Regions from separate parts of the Homo sapiens genome. Here all the other regions are linked to region 2. A link is an interaction called in ENCODE POLR2A ChIA-PET data of the cell type or tissue named here. Cell type or tissue: endothelial cell of umbilical vein. All regions are shown on one strand. Region 1 overlaps TAF7L (TATA-box binding protein associated factor 7 like). Region 2 overlaps SRPX2 (sushi repeat containing protein X-linked 2). Region 3 has its middle 26 kb from the start of CSTF2.

Region 1 (4,000 bases), 610 kb before region 2:
GCTATACTACTCAGCCTTTTAAAAAGAACAAAATTCTGTCATTTGGGACACCATGGATGAATCTAGAGGCCATTTGCACCAAGAGCATGTGTAAATAAATAAGTAAATAAGTAAATAAATAAATAAATGTTTCCACACAAGTTTATCTGCCTAAAAAACACACAACCAAAAATAAATAAATTTTGCTAGTTTTTTTTTTTAATACAGAGAAGCATATAAAGGAGAAAACAAAAAGTGGCTCATAATCTCACCAGTTAGTTAACACTTACTGACATTTTTTAAAAAAGATAATATAAGTTCATAGTTAGAAAATTCAAATAAAACAGGCTGGGTGTGATGGCTCATGCCTGTAATCCCAGCTCTTTGGGAGGCTGAGGCGGGCGGATCACTTGAGGTCAGGAGTTCCAGACCAGCCTGGCCAACATGGCGAAACCCCGTCTCTACTAAAAATGCAAAAATTAGCCGGGCATGGTGGTGCACACCTGTAATCCTAGCTATTTGGGAGGCTGAGGCATGATAATTGCTTGAACCCAGGGGGCGGAGATTGCAGTGAGCAGAGATTATGCCACTGCACTCCAGCCTGGGTGACAGAGTGAGACTCCTTCTCAAAGAAAAATAAAAAAATCAAATGAAAAAGAAAAGTTCGAAAGGAGAAATAAAACTCTTCTTCCTTATGGTGCCCCAACCTCAATACCACAGATAACTGATACTGTTTCTTGTTACTTCCTTATTGACAAAACTCTTATGCATAATACTAGAATTGAAGCAATCTCTCTATTTTTAGAGTTAATTCACACAAAATGATAAACATTGTTTTGTATCTTTCTTTTTTCACATAATACTAGAAGATTATACCTGAATCCTCTTGTGTCAAAAGACATTTATGTTTGGGACATCTGAGCAGCAATATTCAGAGTTTAGTATATGGCTGTTGTATAGAATTTTATCTTTATGAAGCTAATTAGAGATTTAACTTGAGATTTATTAGCACCATTCTAGGGTCAGTCAACCCTTCCCTCACCCAGCCCTTTGAAAACACACATGTACAATGACACGATTGAATGCTTCTAAAAAAAAAAAAAAAGGAATTGGTTTTAATGAATGGAATTTGCTTTTCAGGATGAGAATGAAACATTTATTACTTCACCTATATTTAGTTCACATCCATTAACAAGAAACTTAGCTACTTTTGCACAAGTGACGTAAACTAGGAAAAAAGAGCTCCATATACTTTCCATTTCTTTTCTTTAGGAAGCTATTAATTGTGTACACAATTCTAGCATTATGAGAGATAGTAGGTTTCTTGGAAAGACTAATCTGTCCCACATAAGTCTTCATTATTCAAACCTTAGGAAGTTTAAGAGTTCACTGGGAAGATATCAACTTTAATCTTTACTTCTCTTCAGCTGATGGGCGCCATGCAGTTGTTGAAGTAGAAGATGTCCCACTAGCTGCTAAGCTGGTTGACTTGCCTTGTGTTATTGAAAGCCTGAGAACGCTTGATAAAAAAACCTTTTATAAAACAGCAGACATTTCTCAGGTATGGACTAGTTTTCTTTACTAGCCTCACATCCTTCAAGGAATTCTTTTCTCTTCCTATTTTTCTTTCTTTCAGTACTCCTTTCCACTTGGTGAATGGCTGCTTGGCATTTCTAATTTCCAGATTGACTGCACAGGAATGAAATGTCATGTTCTCGTTTGGTGTTTGATCCTTAGCTTTCAGTATTGTATTTTGACCAAATAGCCTATAGAGAGTCCCATTTGCCACTTATAGTGACTTTTCATTAATTGAAACATATGAGCTGCTGGGATCTTCTGAACTTTGTATTAAAACAGTATGTTGTTAACTCTGGAGGTTTAAATTGGTTCTTATTCATCATCTCTGCTGTTGATTTCTTATTTCCTCTCTAAATCAAAATGCTGAGATAGGCCAGACACAATGGCTCATGCCTATAATCCCTACACTTTGGGAGGCTGAGGTGGGAGGATCACCTGAGCCCAGGAGTTTGAGACCAACCTGGGCAACATAGTGAGACCTCATCTCTACAAAAACAAGATTAGCCAGGTGTGGTGGCACACACCTGTAGTCCCAGCTATTCTAGAGATTGAGGTGGGAGGATCACTTGAGCCCAGGAGGTCGAGGGTGCAGTGAGCCATGATCACGTACCACTGCACTCCAGCCTGTATGACAGAGCAAGACTTTGTCTAAAAACAAAACAAAAAACCTAAGCTAAGTTCCAAGATCTGTTTCCAATATATTCCCTCTGTAGTGGTAAACACTCTCGTGGAAAAAAAAAAACAAAACAAAGCACCTTCAGAGTTCATATGTAGTGCTGCTGGTGGCTGGTGGTGGGGAGGAGAGGGAGAGAGAGAGACTGCAAAAATGAGAGAATATAAATGTACATTACAAAATACTTGGTTTTCTGGAAATGGCAAGTATCAGTCTCTTCTGTGCATTTCTAGTGGTAAGAATGATTATGATTGCTAACCCAAAATTCGTGGTCATAGTCAACTTCTTTGTCTTTGTTAAATGTAGATGCTTGTGTGCACTGCTGATGGTGATATCCACCTTTCTCCAGAAGAACCAGCTGCCTCTACTGATCCTAATATAGTCAGGAAAAAAGAAAGGGGGAGAGAAGAAAAATGTGTCTGGAAGCATGGCAGTAAGTCACCAGCCCCTTGCTCATTCCTGCTGACTAAAATTTATTTGCTGAATCCTAATTCCTTGTGAAACAGGGACGTCTTACCACACTTAGGTGTTTGGTTCATTAGGTTCTCAGATACTCTTTAAGAGGAGTCACGTCAGCTGGGCGCGGTGGCTCACGCTTGTAATCCCAGCACTTTGGGAGGCCGAGGCGGGTGGATCACCTGAGGTCAGGAGTTCGAGACCAGCTTGGCCAACATGGTGAAACTCTGTCTTTACTAAAAATACAAAAATTAGTTGGGTGTGGTGGCGGGCACCTGTAATCCCAGCTACTCGGGAGGCTGAGGCAGGAGAATCGCTTGAACCTAGGAGGAGGTGGTTGCAGTAAGCTGAGCTCGCACCACTGCACTCCAGCCTGGGCAACAGAGTGGGACTCGATCTCAAAAAAAAAAAAAAAAAAGGAGTGATGTCATGACCCTTTGGTTTATAGCATGATCTTTGTCTTTATCAAATTCAGCTATGTGACTACCATCAGTCATATAACGTTTCACTGTGTTGTATTTATTTTAGTTACGCCACCACTTAAGAATGTCAGAAAGAAAAGGTTCCGGAAAACACAAAAAAAGGTTAGTTACATGCTATTTGTGTGTCTGCCGGGCCGATTAGAAGAGGATCATGGGCCAGAAGAAAAGAGAAAAAGTCAGTTGGGAATTAATTTTTAATTCATTTATATGTTCAATAAACATTTATTGAATGTGAACTAAATGCCAGGCACTGTATGCTAGCAGTAGGGAATATAGCAGTGAATAAAAAGACCTGATCCTTGAGGTTATAGGCTAGTCATTTGGGGTCTGGAAGAATCATACATTTGAAACTTCTGTTAATGCTTTCAGTTTTCTATTGCAAGATCTAGTTTTAAAGTGAACCCATCCAGAACCTGAAAATTGGGAATTGTGGTTATATTCCTAATGTTATTTCAGGCTTGTAGAATCTTGGGCAAACTACAGGAGTATTGTGGCTTGGCTTCTTCTTTTGTTTAAAATTAAACATGTTATTTTGAAATAATTGTAAATTCATATACAGTTGTAAGAAATAAAAGAGAGATATCGTGTACCCTTTCGCCATTTTCCCCATTTTGCAAAACTATAGTACAATACCACAAACAGGTAATTGACATGATTAGAATTCTGCAATCTTATTCCAATTTCTCCAGTTTTACTTGTACTCGTGTATTTTTGTGCATGTGTTTAGTTCTATGCAGTTTTATCCCATGTGTAAGTTCATGTATCTGTCTACACAGTCAAAATACAAAACAGTTTCATCACAAGGATCCCTCATTTTGCTTTTATATAACCA
Region 2 (4,000 bases):
TGGGATTTCTCAAATCCTCATCTTCAAAGGACTACAAAGGAGGTTACTGTAAAACTTTACCTAAAGAAAGCAAGACTGACTTGACTATTCAAAATGAAATGAAACAAAAGCTCCTCAGTTGCATATAAATGTTCCTTGAGTCAGGTCCAGGTGGAGCTCTGTTCAGGAGGTAGTAGGCCTCCGCTGTTTGGGCCTTTGACCTGCTAGTATGTCCTGGCTTGCCCCATTTGAAGTGTTAGTGATAAAGACAACGAAGGGCATTCATCTCGCCCAAGGTGCAGTCTTTGCCTTTGGAACCACAGAGCTAGTCTGACCAGAAATTTCCCACATGAACTCATTGTATCTGCCTCTGCCCATAACTTGCCTGCTGCCTCTCACAGTTCCCATATTTCCCTGGAGGGAAGAGGGAGAAGGGACCTTTTTGCTCCAACTTTGAACATTTCCTCCATGTTCCATTCTACCCAGCAACTCCCTAATTTTTTATATTGCATTTTAAAAATGAGATTTCCACTAAAATCCCAGTGGAAGGAGATTCTCTCTGACTCACTGCTCCCCCAATTTGTTCTGGGCTCATGATTTATGTCCCATCACTCCGCTTTCAAGACTGAATTTTCTCAGGTTGAGACCCTTTCATTTCCATTTCCCTCTTTCCTCCTGAGCCCACTCTGAGCCTTGTGTCTGGGTAGGATTATAGAACATGGAAAGTTTCTCCTTGCTTACAGCTTTCAGTTGTCTTTAAATGGAAAGTAGGAAAAGAAGTAGCGTCAGGATGGCATAATGTCTAAGAAGAACATTGCCTCTAGAGCCAGGCTGCTGGTGTTGAAATCCTGACTCTGCCACTTACTAGCTGTCTGATCTTAGGCAAATTACCTAATCTCACTCAGCTTCAATTTCCTCATCTGTAAAATGGGGTTAATAACAGTACCTACCTCATAGGGTTCTTGTGAAGGCTTCGGAGTCAATCAGTAGAGTGTTTAGAACAGCACCTGGCACATAGTGCTTGAGCATTATGAGCTCTGCCTCCCCACCCAGCCTGCTTCCTTCTCCCCTCAAGTCATCCACTGATGACCCCCTGAGTAAAGCTGAAGGAGAGAGGCTGCTGAGTCTTAGCTATGACTCTGGGTTCCATGACTGTATGAAAGAAGGCTCTCAGCAGCAAGGGAGAGAACACTTGTCTTTCAGACACTGGCACACCATTGAGAGGGACTGCAGTCAGAGCAGGGATCTGTGTGTGGCTCCACCTCGAATTTTAGGCCTGGTAAGGCTTGATTTTGTGCTGCTATAGCTCCCACCTGCTCTGTGCTCATCTCTCAAAAGGGGACAAGTATCTGAAGAAGTTAATACATGAGGCTGAGTCTGTTTTTCTTTTCTTTCCCTACGACCTGCAGTGGTGGTTTTGAAGTTTCCTAAGTAACAAGCTGGGGACTCCTCTGAGGAAGGGAGAGAATCGTTTGCCTTCTGCTACAGAAACGGGAGGCCTCAGGAAGAAGGGGTTCTTGCCCGTGAGCCAGCTGGAGGGCCCCAGAGAACATTCTGCTCTGATTGGATACATCTTACCAAGCTCTCTCCCACTGCAGGGTTTTTCTAACAGTGAAGCAATGGTTCAGATAACATTTGCTGCCCAGTGCCCTAGAAGGGGAAATGACAAACAAGTTCAAGAATGTTTTGGGCTGGGCGTGGTGGCTCACGCCTGTAATCCCAGCACTTTGGGAGGCCGAGGCGGGTGGATCGCGAGGTCAGGAGATAGAGACCATCCTGGCTAACATGGTCAAAACCCGTCTCTACTAAAAATACAAAACGTTAGCCGGGTGTGGTGGTGGGCGCCTGTAGTCCCAGCTTCTCGGGAGGCTGAGGCAGGAGAATGGCATGAACCCAGGAGACGGAGCTTGCGGTGAGCCAAGATCGCGCCACTGCACTCCAGCCTGGGCGCAAGGCAAGACTCCGTCTCAAAAAAAAAAAAAAAAGGATGTTTTGTACCCTGCTACCCACCCCTCATCCTGTAAGGAAAATCCAGCTACACTTGCTTAAAGTGTAAGCTGGTTTCTGTTGTGCTCGTGCTGCCCTCTGCTGTCACCTCAGGGTAGAGGAACCAGTTAAAACAGCCAGTTCATCACTGAATTTAGGATTTACTTTTCTGAAAGACTTTGGAGAGCTGGGCAGGGGCCCGGGTTAGGAAAGGAAGAACTTCTACCCCCAACCCACTGCCCAAGGCCTGTCCTCAGTCCCTACCTAGCTTCTAGGGAAACTATTACACAGTCCTAAAAGGATGCCTGGAAACACCGCAGGATTTGTCAAACTCACCCACCTCAGAGTCCTGTCCCTAGAACTGTGGGAAAACATTTCCTCCTTTTATTAGGTCCCAGTTTCAGCTAACTAGAGGAGCTTTTCCCTTGACTTTAACCATGCCCTGGCTCAAGTTCACTCGCATATGTCCCTTTGCTCCCGACGCTGGGTCAACTCCTGATTGCTCAGTAGGTAGTCATCAATGAATGTGAAGATTTCCTCGGGGGTGACAGGTTCCATGTAGCGGTCTCGGTCAATACCCTGCTTGTCAATCAACACCATGTTGAAGTAGGAGCGAGTGAGGCGCTGAAATTGCCTAGAGAGAACAGCCCAGGGAGGTATGAGACCTTGTCTGGGCACCCATCCCCACAGGCTCTACTACCCTCTGACTTTTTGCAGCTCCACTCATGGACTAATTCCTTCCCCACCTCATCCCTGGTCCCCATTCCCTCTACTTCCTGTCTCAAGTCGCTTTGTTTTTCTGTGTTCAGATTCTACTCTTGCTGCCTCTATGCATCTAGTTCTGCTAAGCTGTCCCTTCCTCACCTCAGCTGCAACAACTTTGTTATTAACAGGCGGTGCTTTCATTGTAGGCCCCTTTAAGCAGGGCTATCACATATTGCTGTGCAGGCTGCACAGGGTGACTCCAGGGGCCACCCGCTGCAGAGACTGTGCTGTGTATGCACATCATACATGGCAGCCCTTAGGTTGATAAATACCTTCTGGTTAACTCTTCCATCTGTAGCTGCAAGTCTGCAGTCTCCCTCTGAGGGTTTTCTAGTCTCTTCTCTAACTAGGACTGAATCTTTCTGTCCCCACTGAGACTGTGCCCTAGAGGCAGGTATAGTTTCTCTATCATTTAGAGGCACTGCTCTAAAACAGAGCAGTGATGGCTTTATTGGCCCTGAATATATGTGAAGGCATTAGAAGGGTGATACTGGATAGATAATGAGAAAGACCCACTTCTTCCATCACCTGTCACCTCTAATGTTCTCTTCCCCAGGATTTGATAGATCTTACTCAGATTTCAGTGCTTAAAGATGCCTTTTGCGGCCAGGCATGGTGGCTCATGCCTGTAATCCCAGCAGGTTGGGAGGCGGAGGTGGGCAGATCACCTGAGGTCAGGAGTTTGAGACCAGCCTGGCCAATATGGCGAAACCTGTCTCTACTAAAAATACAAAAATTAGCTGGGTGTGGTGGTGCACACCTGTAATCCCAGCTACTCGGGAGGCTGAGGCAGGAGAATCACTTGAATCTGGGAGGTGGAGGTTTCAGTGAGCTGAAATCGTGCCATTGCACTCCAGCCTGGGCGACAAGAGCAAAACTGTGTCTCAAAAAAAAAAAAAAAAAAAAGATGGCTTTTGCTCCTTTGGAGACTGAAGGCAAAGAGATGAGGCCAGAAAACAAGAGCAGGGGCTTATCTGAGTCAAGTTTGGGTTTACTGTCTCAGCCCTGGCTGTGCTTCAGAGTCCCCTCAGGTGCCTTTGTAAAAGCACATTCCTAAGGTGGTTTAGGATGGGGCCTGGTCATCTGTATTTTAAGCCCTCATTTGATTCTGATGTTCTACCAAAGTAAAGAAACTACTCTCTGGTCTTACCTAATGCATCCATAAGAGTTCAAACGCAAGAAGTGCCGCAAGAGAGTAGTGTCTGATGGTTTCCCCATAGTCCGCTTTTGCCAGTGTCCTGCCTAGGGTTTCTCCCCCCGCCCCAGCCCC
Region 3 (4,000 bases), 120 kb before region 2:
TGGGACAATTTTTTCTAGTAGGATTTTTCCAACTGTCGTGGCTGTTGCTTGCCTGCAGGGAAAAGCTTCAACCCAATGATAAAACATGCAGACCATTACTAAAACATACTTGTAACATTGAGATGATGGCAGCTGGATAAAATCAAGCTGTCATACCTCAAAAGGTCAGCCGGAAGGGGAAAATGACCCTGGGCCCCATGGAGGGGTTTTCCTGGGTTATGTTTGGGACAGATAACACATTGAGAGTAAACTTTTTTGTTTGGTTTTTTGAGATGGAGTTTCGCTCTTGTCGCCCAGGCTAGAGTGCAATGGCGTGATCTCAGCTCACTGCAACCTCTGCCTCCTGGGTTCAGGCGATTCTTCTGCCTCAGCCTCCCAAGAAGCAGGATTACAGGCACGCACCACCATGCCTGGCTAATTTTTGTATTTTTAGTAGATACAGGGTTTTGCCATGTTAGCCAGGCTGGTCTTGAACTCCTGACCTCAGGTGATCTACCTGCCTGGGCCTCCCAAAGTGCTGGGATTACAGGTGTGAGCCATGGTGCCCGGCTGAGAGTAAACTTTTTGTGCCACTGTGAAGGATGGTTTCCAGTAATATTGTTTACACCAGGATATTATTTTATCTGGATTCCAATGGGTTAGATTATGAACATATTTCATAAGGGACACCTGACATTCCATTGGAATAATGGGTTTCTTGGAATGGAATAATTAGGTCCACACCATATTTCAGTTTTGGGAGACAAGTATCCCCCTGCCTGTTTCCAAGTAGATTTCTCTTTTGTAGGAGCTATGCTCTGGGTTTCTTTCAACATGTATTTAAGTGTTTTGGGTTTTATGGCCATTTTCCAACTTGGGGCTGATGGCTTGAATGCTGCTCTTTTAGCTGTGGCTTCAGCAAATTGGTTACCCTGACTTACTGTGGTGTCTAATTTTGAGTGACCTGGGATTTTTTTTTAATTTTATTTATTTATTTTTGAGACGGAGTCTCTCTCTGTTGCCCAGGCTGGAGTGCAGTGGCGCCATCTCGGCTCACTGCAAGCTCTGCCTCCCAGGTTCATGCCATTCTCCTGCCTCAGCCTCCCGAGTAGCTGGGACTACAAGCGCCCACCACCACGCCCGGCTAACTTTTTGTATTTTTAGTAGAGACGGGGTTTGTATTTTTAGTAGAGACGGGGTTTCGCCATGTTAGCCAGGATGGTCTCGATCTCCTGACCTCGTGATCCTCCTGCCTCGGCCTCCCAAAGTGCTGGGATTACAGGCGTGAGCCACTGCGCCTGGCCAACCTGGGATTTTTATAATTGCCAAGCGTTTTGGTGTTAGAACAGCTTCTAACAACTCTGATACTTGTCCATTTTTTATGGGTTGCCCTGAGGGGGTTAAATATCCTCTCTCTTTCCATAACATCCCAGTCATGAGCAACCCCAAAAGCATAGTGGCTGTCAGTGTAAATGTTTGCAGCCTTGTCTTTTGCCAATTGACAAGCTTCGGTCAGGGCAACCAATTTGGTCACTTGAGCTGATCTGGCTTGGGGGAGAGGATTGGCTTCAATTACCTCTAGTAAGGAAACCACAGCATATCCTGCTATAAAATTTCCATCCTCTCCTCTTAAATAAGATCCATCTGTATACCATTCTATCTCAGCATTATCCAGTGGCATCTCTTGTAGGTCTGTCCTGGGGGTGAGAAGTCAGTCATCAAAACACAGTCATGAGGGGGTTTTGTCAGAAGGGCCTGGCAAGAGAGTGGCCAGATTAAGATTATTACAGCAGGAACTAGTAATATTGGGAGATGATAAAAGCAAAATTTCATAAGAGGCTAACCAGTTGACAGACAGGTGTTGTGTATGATGAGAGTTTAGAAGGGTCTCAAGAGAATGTGGCACAAAAATGTTAAGGGGGGAACCTATAATTATTTCTTCAACAGACTTATACGGAAGGGCCGTGGCTGCTATTGCTCTCACATAGGGAGGCAGCCCTTGAGCCACAGGGTCCAGCTGTTGGCTATAATAGCCTATAGGTCTCTGATGATCACCATGTTTCTGGGTCAGTACTCCGGATGCAGTACCTCCAACTTCGTGTATGAAAAGGGAGAAAGGCAATTTGTAGTTCGGGTGCCCTAAGGCTGGGGCATTAGTCAGAATTTCCTTTATTTGTTGTACAGCTGATTGTCCCTCCGGAGTCCACATGATGGGATCAGGTTGTTCATTTTTTAGGTATGTACACTGAAGTTGAGCCATAAGGGAGAAATTTGGTATCCAGTTTCTACAATAGCCTGCCAGGCCCCAAAATACTCTAAGTTGTTTCTTAGTGACGGGCATTGGGAAAGCTAAAATTCCTCACTCTATCAGGGTTAATACTCAGTCCTTTGGCTGAGATAATATGTCCCAAATACTTAACTTCAGGTAAGCATAGCTGAAGTTTGTCTTTAGACATTTGTGTCCCTTGGTGGCTGTTTGAGTAAATATAGACTATCTTCCTGAGAGGAAGAGAGTGTGTCTGAACAAAGGAGAGTAGATGAATGTTGAGCCCTGGGAAAATATTTAATTCTCCAAATCAGCTTCTAATATTTGGGAACACTAAGTGGGACTTTCTGTATACCTTTGGGGCATTATAGTCCACGTATATTGCCATTCTTTCCAAATAAAGACAAACAAATATTGGCTGTCTGGTTCTACAGGAATACTAAAGAAGGCACTGCAGAGATCCACAACTGAGAAATACTGGCTGGTAGTGGATATAGGTGATAGAAGGGTTTGTGGGTTGGGGACTACTGTGTGCCTGAGAATTATGATATTGTTTATTGCCCTCAATTCCTGCACAAATTTCCATCCTCTCCCGCTTAGTTTCTTTACAGGGAATATAGGGCTGTTTCAGGGGATTGTGCAGGGAATAATGAGCCCGTTTCTCAGATAATCTTGTATGACAGGAGCAATTCCATCTATGGCTTCCTTTTGCAGAGGATAGTGTTTAAGGTTGGATAGGGGTTTCTTTGGATTTATCTCTACCTTTATTGGAATGGCTGAGAATACTTTCTCTGTATCTGTATTTGACTGAGACTATAAGTGGGAGGACACATCCTTGAGCAAGTGCTCTGCTTCTGGTGTTAACAGGAAGACTGGGGAAACTAAAAGGAGTTTTACTGTTTCCTGCTCTGTATTCCAATGTTCTCTCTTCTTCCCTAATATTTCCTTCTCTGTCTCTATTTTATTTTCCTGGTCACAAGATGACATTTTAACATTACTAGTACTAAATTGTACGTTGTCAGGACATTTTTAAATATGGTATTTTTGGTCTCCTGGCTCCAATTCTAAAAAAGTTTCACCTTTTGATGAAAAAGAGATATGGGCATTATGGATGTTGAGATCACAGCCCAAAAGTTTGACAGGGGCCCCAGTGCATATTAGAAACATATGGGACCTACTGAGTGTGTCACACTTAGAGCCTGCGACAGGGTAGTGGAACCTGATGAACCCTAAGGTACGGGTTTGGACTTAAAACATGAGATCATTTTATTAGACATACCCACCATGTTCATTCTTTCATTACTCTGAGGAATGGGGTTTCTAAATAAGGTGGGATTTTTCAGAGATAGTCACACCTATGTCAGTTAAGGCAGTTGTAAACTCATGGTTTATTATTATATTAATCTCCCCCAATTGGTTTGTCAGGGTAGAATATTTGGAGAGGTGAAACCCCTGTATTTCCTTGGAGCACCCCTTGTCTTCCTGAGTTGCATTCTGCCTTTTCTTTTGTTTCAGCCTAAGGCAATCCATCATAAGGTGTCTCGGTCATTTACAGTTGTAACAGACTGGGAGGGAAGAGTCCTCAGACCGAGGGAGCTTAAAATCTTTCTGGGGCCGAGAGGCTTGAGAAGTTAATTGCTTTAGCTGTAAATGCATAACTTGGGCAATCTTCTGTTTTTCCTTGTTTTATCATAGTGCGGGATAATTGGTCAGCTAAGTTAACTAGTTCATTAGTTCTGGCTGTGGTCCAATTTG

The links. ChIA-PET counts read pairs that join two places held together with the same protein. Peaks named below come from ENCODE experiments on the same cell type or tissue, not always from the same donor. Only the 100,000 strongest peaks of a DNase experiment are listed, where the experiment ranks them.
Region 1: POLR2A ChIA-PET joins it to region 2 with 6 read pairs; 3 of 35 experiments call an interaction of 5 or more read pairs at or near these places.
Region 3: POLR2A ChIA-PET joins it to region 2 with 7 read pairs; 3 of 35 experiments call an interaction of 5 or more read pairs at or near these places.

What each region holds. Positions count from the first base shown.
Region 1 is chrX:101,280,990-101,284,989 of GRCh38, reverse strand. TAF7L (TATA-box binding protein associated factor 7 like) reads left to right here. Exons shown (of 13, transcript NM_001168474.2): 4 at 1,407-1,540; 5 at 2,537-2,663; 6 at 3,215-3,270. Among named protein-coding and RNA genes, the nearest start is that of TAF7L, 8.3 kb to the left of the region's middle. In endothelial cell of umbilical vein, no CTCF peak of the experiment used is centred here; no DNase peak of the experiment used is centred here.
Region 2 is chrX:100,669,406-100,673,405 of GRCh38, reverse strand. SRPX2 (sushi repeat containing protein X-linked 2) reads right to left here. Exons shown (of 11, transcript NM_014467.3): 11 at 1-2,599. The coding sequence ends at 2,419. Among named protein-coding and RNA genes, the nearest start is that of SRPX2, 27 kb to the right of the region's middle. In endothelial cell of umbilical vein, a CTCF peak has its summit at 2,106 (motif pointing left); a DNase peak (open chromatin) is centred at 2,045; H3K27ac peaks cover 2,345 bases.
Region 3 is chrX:100,792,784-100,796,783 of GRCh38, reverse strand. No RefSeq gene overlaps it. Among named protein-coding and RNA genes, the nearest start is that of CSTF2, 26 kb to the left of the region's middle. In endothelial cell of umbilical vein, no CTCF peak of the experiment used is centred here; no DNase peak of the experiment used is centred here.